Linked DNA regions of Homo sapiens: region 2 is linked to region 1. A link is a loop called in an ENCODE intact Hi-C map of the cell type or tissue named here. Cell type or tissue: right lobe of liver. All regions are shown on one strand.

Region 1 (5,000 bases):
CCCTTAGTGATATTTAGCTGCTGAATGGACTAGTCTGGAAAGTCCAATATCACTCTTATGTCTGGTGCCCTGGCAGGGATGGCTACACGGCTAGAACTGTCAACCAGAGTGCCCAGATGTGGCTTCTTCAGTATGGCAGCCTCAAGATAGTGGGACTTCTAACTTGGGAGCTCAGGGCTCCAAGAGTGAGGGGTTCTAGTAAGAATCTACATGACTTTATAACCTTGTCTTGAAGGTCACATAGAGTCACTGCTGCTCTGTCCTATTGATTGAATCAGTCACCTAGAATGAAAAAAGGGCAGGATGTAGACCTCAGCTCTCCATGAGACAAGTGCCAGAGAATTTGAGGTCATGTTTTAAAACCACCAAACACGTAGATAAATAAATTAAAAAACAAATCGTGGCCAGGTGCAGTGGCTCACGCCTGTAATCCCAGCACTTTGGGAGGCCGAGGCGGGCAGATCACAAGGTCAGGAGATTGAGACCATCCTGGCTAACACAGTGAAACCCTGTCTCTACTAAAAATACAAAATACTAGCTAGGCGTGGTGGCGGGTGCCTGTAATCCCAGCTACTTGGGAGGCTGAGGCAGTAGAATCGCATGAACCCAGGAGGCAGAGGTTGCAGTGAGCCGAGATCGCGCCACTGCAGTCCAGCTTGGGTGACAGAGCGAGACTCTGTCTCAAAAAAAAAACAACAAATCAGTTGCCTTTTACATACTGGGTCCACATAAGGACTGTGCTATAGTTAGATTGTCAACATCACATATAGTGTCCTGGTCAGGCTGCAACTCTCTCCAAAGCATGCTCTTCACATGCTTTAGTTCAAAATGAGTCATTATATCTGATTGCTGCGTGGCAGGCTATTCTGCTAGTCCTTCCTTTCACATCCCATTTCAGTAATGGTGCTTGAAATTGTGCTTCAGTGTGTCTTATAAACTTTGGTCTGAGAGTCACTTAAGAGAAAGGGCTGACTGTAGTGGCTCTCACCAGTAATCCCAGCACTTGGGGAGACTGAAGCAGGAAGATTGCTTGAGACCAGGAGTTTGAGACCACCCTGGGCAATATAGCAAGACCCGTCTCTGCAAAAAAATTAAAAACTTAGCCAGGCATAGTGGCCTGTGCCTGTAGTCCCAGCTACTCAGTAGGCTGTGGTGGGAGGATTGCTTGAGCCTAGGAGGTCGAGGCTGCAGTGAGCTGTGATCTTGCCACTGTACTCCAGCCTGGGTGAGAGAGGGGACCCTGTCTCTTAAAAAAAAAAAAAAAAAAAAAAAAACTGAAAAAGAAAAAGAACACTGAGGTAGGGAAATAGTGTCTCCATCTCTTCTTCCTAGTATTCATGTCTACCAAATGCTTTCTTTGGCTTCCTCTGAAAGAAGCCAGTTTCAGCAAGTGAGTTTGTGATTCTTTCTCCTTTCAGGTACCTGTTTCCCAGGCAACTACTGATCAGGCATTTCTGGACCCCAAAACAACAAACTGATTTCTTAGATATCTATCATGCTTTCCGGAAGCAGTCCCACCCAGAAATTATTAGTTATTTAGAAAAGGTCATCCCTCTCATTTCTGATGCAGGACTCCGGTGGCGTCTGACAGATCTGTGCACCAAGGTATTCCTGCAGTTAACCCTTCCTACAAATGTGGAATCTTGTTAGATTCAGTGTGCACTAAACTAGGTAAGAGGAGTAGTCAGGACTTTCCTAACATCTACAAATCTCTTACCTCTTCCAAGATACAGCGTGGTACCCACCCAGCAATACATGATATCTTGGCTCTGAGAGAGTGTTTCTCTAACCATCCTCTGGGCATGAACCAACTCCAGGCTTTGCACGTGGTGAGCACTTTGAGGGCTTCTCTTTTCCATAGCATCACCATGTTTCAGGTGTTTGCTTGAGCTCATACTATTTGCCTTTCCCCTCCTATGTGGTTGTGTTACAGAAAGCCTTGAGCCGGGCCATGCTTCTCACATCTTACCTGCCTCCTCCCTTGTTGAGACATCGTTTGAAGACTCATACAACTGTGATTCACCAACTGGACAAGGCTTTGGCAAAGCTGGGGATTGGCCAGCTGACTGCTCAGGAAGTAAAATCGGTAAGAGCTTGATTGCAACATCAACCCTCAACCCTTGGTGTGCTTTTGAGCCTATGGCAGGCCGGAGGTTTACAGGGGCTCCTTGTCTTGTTTGTTTATAGAACCCAGCTTCTTTATTCTCTCACTTCATTTATTTATTTATGATTTATTTTTATTTATTTATTTATTTTGAGACAGAGTCTCATTCTGTTGCCCAGGCTAGAGTACAGTGGCACAGTCTTGGCTCACTGCAACCTCTGCCTCCCGGTTCAAGTGATCCTCCTACCTCAGCCTCCCAAGTAGCTGGATTACAGGTGTGCACCACCACGCCCAGCTAATTTTTTGTATTTTTAGTAGAGATGGTTTCACCATGTTTGCCAGGCTGATCTCAAACCCCTGGCCTCAAGAGATCCATCAACCCAAAGTGCCGAGACTACAGGTGTGAGCTACCGCACCCAGCATATTTATTTATTTTTCAGTCTCACTATTTTAACCAAGCTGGTCTTGAACTCCTGGCCTCAAGCAATCCTCCCATCTTGGCCTCCTAAAGTGCTGGGAATACAGCCGTGAACCACTGTGCCCGGCCTTTTTAAAAATTATTTTTTAATTAGCCAGGAGTGGTGGCACATGCCTGTAATCCCAGGTACTTGGGAGGCTGAGACATGAGAATTGCTTGAACCCAGGAGGTGGATTGCAGTGAGCCAAGATCGCACCACTGCACTCCAGCCTGGGTGATAGAGTGAGACTCTGTCTCAAAAAAAACCCAAAAAATAAAATAAAATTATTTTTTATTTTTGTAGAGACAGGGTCTCACTATGTTGCCCAGGCTGGTCTTGAACTCCTGGGCTCAAGTGATCCTCCCGCCTTGGCCTTTCAAAGTGTTGGGATTACAGGCATGAGCCACTGCGCCCAGCTCCTCACCTCATTTCTGTGTCTTTTTTCTCAAGAAACTTAGCTAGGGGGAAGGAATTGCCCACAGAAATTTTGGTTTGTATTTCTTTTCTTCTGGCACTTCAGAAAGCAAGGATACTGCAGTTTAGACCTACTATTTTAGCTTATATAGGACTCTTTGCTTTTGTCATCTTGTCCATCACTAGTTTTCAAATTGCCATGAGGAAAGGCTTCATGTGGGAATGAGATTGTAACTTTTTTTTTTTTTTTTGAGACAGAGTCTCGCTCTGTTGCCCAGGCTGGAGTGCAGTGGCATGATCTTGGCTCACTGCAACCTCCGCCTCCCAGGTTCCAGTGATTCTCCTGCCTCAGCCTCCCGAGTAGCTGGGACTGCAGGTGCATGCCACCACGCCTGGCTAATTTTTGTATTTTTTAGTAGAGATGGTGTTTCACCATATTGGCCAGGCTGGTCTCCAACTCCTGACCTCGTGATCCGCCTACCTCGGCCTCCCAAAGTGCTGGGATTACAGGCACGAGCCACCGTGCCCGGTGAGATTGTAACTTATTTAAAGGAGATTTAGGATTGTTTGTGGATTTCCATTTCCTTGGCATAATCATTCTATGATTATTAAGGACCATTTCTGTTCTGAGTGGTATAGGCTTGTTATCTCCGTGGCCTGAATTCTACGCATATTGGTGAAGATAGGTGTCGAACTTGGCTGGGAGAATGGCTGCAGATTTCCTGCAGCCTGAAAGGTAAAACACATTTCTGTGGTTATACCACTAAAATCCAAGTCACTTTTGTATTTTATTCTGAGGTCATTTTGGAGTTAATTATTGAGTACTGTGAGACATATATATACATACATCTAATTGAAAGGGCACAAACTCACATGCCTACTGCATGCCCGGCAGGTAACGAAGTAGGCCATAAGACAAGAGGGAGTAGTGGGGACTGTGGAAACCTAAGAGTGAATGCATGCTAGTGTGAATTTTCCAACCTTGGCACTTCCTTATGGGGGGAATATCCTGTGCTTTATTTATTTATTTATTTATTTATTTTGAGACGGGGTTTCGCTCTTGTTGCCCAGGCTGGAGTGCAATGGTGCGATCTCGGCTCACCGTAACCTCTGCCTCCTGGGTTCAAGTGATTCTCCTGTCTCAGCCTCCCAAGTAGCTGGGATTACAGGCATGCACCACCACGCCCAGCTAATTTCGTATTTTTTTTTAGTAGAGACCAGGTTTCTCCATGTTGGTCAGGCTGATCTCGAACTCCCGACCTCAGGTGATCCGCTGGCCTCGGCCTCCCAAAGTTTTGGGATCACTGGCGTGAGCCACCATGTCCAGCCTATCCTGTTCTTTATAGGTATTTATTATAGCAGTATCCCTAGCCTCTACCCACTAGATGCCAGTAGCACCCCTTCACCCACAGTTGTCTCAACCAAAAATGTCTCTAGACATTGCCAAATGTCCTAGGGGTGGGGAGGAGAGAGGCAGGATTGTCCCCGTTGAGAAGTACTGGTCTAAAGGCATTCAAACTCAGAAAAAAAACAGTCTGCTGACCAAACACAAAGCATCTGAGGGTATGTATTAGGCTTGTTTGCCCCCTGTTTAGGCTAGGTCTTGATGTTTTGTGGGCCTTTGGATGTTAGGGTAGGCCTACTAATCTTGAAGCTGAGAAATGTCCCTAGAGCACCAACTTCTACCAGAAGAATCCCAACGCGACTGGTGTTTAGTACCATTACCATCTCTGAATTTTCTACTGCAATCACATGAGAAATAGAGGATGAGTTGATACGAATATATAGTAGAAGGAAAGGAAGGCATGCATACAGGGGCTGAAACAAAGAAGGGGAACTTTGAGAAAAACAGCTTCTTCATTCCACCCCTCCCTGCACTTGGCTTCCTGCCTCCAGGCTTAAGCCATATATAACAAGGCAGTTATAAGGCAGTGTTCCCAAGCCAAACCACTAACACTGTGTTTTCAGAAGCTGAGCTGTCTCTCTTGCTGCACAACGTGGTCCTGCTCTCCACCAACTACCTT
Region 2 (5,000 bases), 190 kb after region 1:
CATAGAATCTAGGTTGCCAAGATAGATTCCTCAGCTCTTTTATTTATTTTTTGAGACAGGGTCTCCCTCTGTCACCCGGGCTGGAGTGCAGTGGCAGTGTCTGCTCACTGCAACCTCCACCTCCCGGGTTCAAGTGATTCTCCTGTCTCAGCCTCCTGAGTAGCTGGGATTACAGGCACCTGCTACAACACCTGGTTCATTTCTGTACTTTTAGTAGAGACGGCTTCACTGCGTTGGCCACGCTGGTCTCAAACTCCTGACCTCAAGTGATCTGTCTGCCTCAGCCTCCCAAAGTATTGGGATAACAGGCAGTGAGTCACTGCACCCAGCCAGATTCCTCAGCTCTTGATCTTAACTTGGTTGGGTTTGAGCTTGGACAACAGAGGCAATACATTAAGACTTCAAAGGAGATCTAGCTTTAATTCCAAAGTGAACAATATCTGATGAGCTAATAATTTATACCAAAATGTGCCTTTTAAACACAACTTATCTTGAGACTAAAATCCAAGAAGCTTCTTGGCTTGATTCTGAGGATACACTGGGAAAGGTGGTAGGTTGATTTTTTCTGGTTCCTTCTGTATATATGTAGAAGGGATTCTGGGAAATTCTGGCCCTTGCCAGGATGGAGGCTTGAACCAACTCATCTCCCAGGGTACTTTTTTTTTTTTTTTTTTTTTTGAGACGGAGTCTCACTCTGTTGCCCAGGCTGGAGTATAGTGGTGCAATCTCAGCTCACTGCAAGCTCCGCCTCCTGGGTTCAAGCCATTCTCCTGCCTCAGCCTCCCAAGCAGCTGGGACTATGGGCGCCCGCCACCACGCCCAGCTATTTTTTTTATATATTTTTAGTAGAGACGGGGTTTCACCGTGTTAGCCAGGATGGTCTCGATCTCCTAACCTTGTGATCCGCCTGCCTCGGCCTCCCAAAGTGCTGGGATCACAGGCGTGAGCCACCGAACCCGGCCCTCCCAGGGTATGTTTCTAATGATGTTCCCCTGGAACAAGCTTTCCTGCACCATCTTTGTCTCAAATCCCTGAGATAGTTCTGCAAACTTCTAGAACTTTCCTAGGGTTCTTATTGCTTGGAAGAGAACATATGTAAAGGCGTTAAATAGGGAAAAGAAAATGTCAAAAATGTTTAAGCAAAAATAAGTCAAAATGTAGTTACTTCTTGCACATGAGAATCTGATTTCTGTAGCAATGAAAATTTTTAATTTGAATAAAAATCACGTAAGCATGAGGTTGTTGGGGAACACGGAAAGGAAGGGCTCAGATTAGGGGGTGTAGCACATTTATCAGGAGGTAAGATCTCCATAGTCTCCTACCCCTCCTGGCCTGGCCTTTTACTGTGGTATCCAGCCTCTGGGAAGACCTTGTATGGACAGTATCTCCACTGGGGCTATCACTAGGTGACCAGGTAGGGGACAGAGTAGAGCAGCCAATGACCTTAACTCAAAATCTTTTCTCTCCCTTCAACCTGTGAAAAAAGATGACTGGGCACATACTCAGATGTCCCCTGGCATAGCCACATCTTGTTGGCCAGTCACAAACACCAGCTCTAGTAAGAGGGCCTGGTTAAAGATATCATAAACAGCTTTCTCCATGTCCCTGGTCCCTGGAGTCAGTGATGTCGGCATTTGGGACTGCGACCTGGCTGGAGCTTGGATTTGCCCACATCAATCAATGCTTCTCCCTGGCTTCAGAGAAAACTTTCCCATAATAAGCAGTCAACGTGTTAGCGATGGAGCCAGGAATAAGCTCCTTGGGGCCTGGGAGTCATTAGATGAAATATTCCTCTTTCTCGCTGCCCTTGGCCAAGTCACTCTCCATCTGGACGATGGCACTGGGCTCACCTTCTGTAGGTTCATAGGTGACGTAGCTGCCTTTGTTCTTGTACAGGTAAAAGAAGATCAAGATCACGACCGAGAGCAGGGTGAGGAAGACAACGGTGATAACAACTTGGAAAGGAGAGGGAAAATGTAGAGATGTTTCAGGATTGAGGATGTCTCAGTAGTTCCTGGAGTCATCTGATTTAGTCACTGTTTTCGTAAAGATCCTCTTGTTTTCATTAACTAGTGTCCACTTCCATCCAAACCCATGTTCCCCCACCAACCCCAATTTCCATGGCACATAATAGCTGGAGTCTCCTGGTGCTTAAGCTAAGGACACATGCTTTTGATTTCTGACAAAACTGAACTGCCTCCCAAACCAGTTCCTGATTCTTAAAGAAACGGGAAGGAGGGAACAGGAAATGGCTTATCCTAACAGGAAGTGGTTTATCTGATCCTCCCCCTCTTCCTCACCCACTCAACCAACCACATATATCCTCGTCCCTACCCACGTACTCAAGTGTAACGTCCGTATGCATATCTATTTGCGGCCACCTCCCAACCTGTCATTTACTGGTAGTGCCTCTGACAGAAGCCTCCGAGTCTTTTATGGCTGTGTGTGTGTGTGTGTGTGTGTGTGTGTGTGTGTAATATAACTTACAAGCCAGAGTGAGCCCATTAATGGATTTGGTCAGGCTCCCTCTGGAGAGAGATGCCCTTGATCCAGAAGGTCCCTTGGAGTTGGCTCAGAGTCTATTACCTGCAATGAGTGCTGTGCTGGCTCCATCTTCTGGGGACAGGGCCTCAGTGGGCTGTAAAATTGGGGTGGTCATCAGTTCTTCTGGAAAATGTAGAAAAGTGGAAAAGGAAATGGAGTGAATTCTTTTGTTTGAAAGCATATGTTTGGCCTTCAAATTTCACCACCCCACCTTCTTCCCTATTCAAAAGTTTATCATTTAACTCCTAGAGTATATCCAAATAGAAAATCCTAGAGAATAAAGAAGAAAATAAACCACCACCCAAAGACAATATGTTGATGGATTTCTCCCTGCATAATATAGTGATTAAGAGTAGGGGCTATAGAGCCTGACAGACTGGGTTTCAAATATGAACTCTGTCCTTTACTAGCTGTGTGACCTTGGGAAAATTACCTAACCTCTATCTGCAAAATGGAGGTAAGAGTACCTACTTTAAAACGTTGTTGTGACATTTAATAAGTCACTCAGTAGGATAAGCCATTATTAGGAATGCATATTTTTACAATAAGTGAGATCAAATGAGTTGTATGTGTATATATTTACATTATATTATATAGCATGTGCATTTTCTTGCAGCATTCTTACTAATTCTTTGTAAACATTATTTTAACATAATGAAATAGTGCTCCTCTCCTATTAAAAACCCTTTTCTACACTTCCAGGATAGGCCCTGCAATTTGAAAGGTTCTGAAACAGGCCTCTCCTCTACCCTAAAATAGATCCTGCACCCCCTCCTGCTACGGGTTTATTTATCCTTCAGAGCGTGAAAGTCCCACCCTAAAGTCATTACCCAGGGACAGAACATGACAAAATGAGTGGTCTCCAGAAGTCCCTTTTAAGTGTTTACACAGGAAGTCAGGAAGCCCTTCCATTCTTTCCTATTAGCATTTTAATGTAGAGGTTACTGCAGGATAGAGGTCTCCTGGGGAAAACCAGCTGGCTGATCCTGGCAACACCCACAGGAGGCACCCCGACCTGACTGGCATCCCATAAACAGCAACACTCACCCACTGCCTCCTCTTTGCTAGGCCCTGTGCTAGATGAAAGGTCGAGCAAAACAGACACGGCCAGCTTCCCGAGGCTCACCCTCCACTGCACCCCACAGCTTGCACGGTGAGGAGCTGCTGTAAGTGCACTTAGGAAAGTGTGCAGCCGAGGGGCCTGATCTAGTCTTCCAGCCAGAAGCGACCCCCCAAGGGAGGAATATCTGACCTGGGAGCTGAAGCAGGGGTAAGAGTTTACCGGGTAACAGGGATGGGGCACATTCTAGGCAGAGAGAAGAGCCTGGGTCAAAGCTCTGAGACCAGGGGACTCAAAGGCCAGCGTGGCCCGAGCGCGGTGTGAGCATGACTCCCGTCCAGTGCCTGACACGTTCAGGTTTCCATCCACAGCAAGTGAAATGAGGGTATCAGTGGTGGTCTGGTGGGCCTATGCTAAGAGGGGCCAAGAGTGTTGAAGGGTCTTTCCACGCGGGCCCAGGGGAGCCTGATGAACCATCCTCATCTTGCAATACAGAAAGCAGAGGCAGGCTGTCCAGAGCGCTTCCTCTCCCAAGGCCAGGCCAAACCTTTCTCTCTGGTCCCCTCTTTGTCTAGGAATGGTAGTACCCTCAACCACTCTGGCCTTGGGCGAATGGTTACTGTGGTGTTTTACACACACACACACACACACACACACACACACACACTCTCTCTCTCTCTCTCTCTCTCTCTCTCTCTCTCTCTCTCTAGGTTTTCATCCAGTTCCTGGCTCCTAATTCCCACAGCCCGTTAGCCTTGTGTTATGATGTGGGTGTGTCACACCGCAGGAGCGGGCCTCAGGAAACAGCATCTCTCCAGCCTTCTCCTGCCCTTCCCTTCACCTGCCCCAAGGCAGGACTCTAATCTTCCTCTGCCTTTCCCATAGTGGGTCATAAGATCCTCATTCCAGAGGGAGAATTTGGGAAGGGAATGCTGACATCATGAAGCTTCCATTAAAAACCCAAGAGGACTGGCCTCAGAAAGCTTCCGCATAGTTGAACATGGCTGGACATGGTGGCTCATGCCTGTAATCCCAGCCCTTTGGGAGGCCAGGGTGGGTGATTTCCTGAGCCCAGGAATTTGAGACCAGCCTGGGAAACATGGCGAAATCCTGTCTCTACCAAAAATACCACAAAAAAAAAAAAAAAAAAAAAAAAAAAAAAATAGCCAAGTATGGTGGTGTGCACCTGTAATCCCAGCTACTTGGGAGGCTGAGGAATGAGAATCGCTTGAGCCCAGGAGGTGGAGGTCGCAGTGAGCTGAGATCGCGCCACTGAACTCCAACCTGGGGGATAGAATGAGACCCCATCCAAAAACAAAAACAAAAACAAAACCCCAAAAACAACTAGCTGAACATGCAGAAGTTCCCGGAGGGTGACGCACCAGGGAGGGCGTGG

What was found. A loop is a pair of places that touch in the nucleus more often than their neighbours do. Peaks named below come from ENCODE experiments on the same cell type or tissue, not always from the same donor. Only the 100,000 strongest peaks of a DNase experiment are listed, where the experiment ranks them.
Region 2: a loop joins it to region 1, with 2.3 times the contacts of the local background. A loop is called at or near these places in 41 of 110 quality-filtered maps.

The regions. Positions count from the first base shown.
Region 1 is chr12:51,054,417-51,059,416 of GRCh38, forward strand. It overlaps LETMD1 (LETM1 domain containing 1), which reads left to right. Exons shown (of 9, transcript NM_015416.5): 5 at 1,419-1,605; 6 at 1,728-1,829; 7 at 1,934-2,086; 8 at 3,616-3,712; 9 at 4,945-5,000. Among named protein-coding and RNA genes, the nearest start is that of LETMD1, 8.6 kb to the left of the region's middle. In right lobe of liver, no CTCF peak of the experiment used is centred here; a DNase peak (open chromatin) is centred at 2,045.
Region 2 is chr12:51,244,165-51,249,164 of GRCh38, forward strand. It overlaps SMAGP (small cell adhesion glycoprotein), which reads right to left. Exons shown (of 4, transcript NM_001031628.2): 3 at 2,587-2,667; 4 at 394-1,955. The coding sequence ends at 1,777. It also overlaps a transcript of DAZAP2 not described here. Among named protein-coding and RNA genes, the nearest start is that of DAZAP2, 7.8 kb to the left of the region's middle. RefSeq lists enhancers at 3,285-3,786, 3,787-4,286, 4,287-4,788. In right lobe of liver, a CTCF peak has its summit at 2,615 (motif pointing left); a DNase peak (open chromatin) is centred at 2,377; H3K27ac peaks cover 1,805 bases.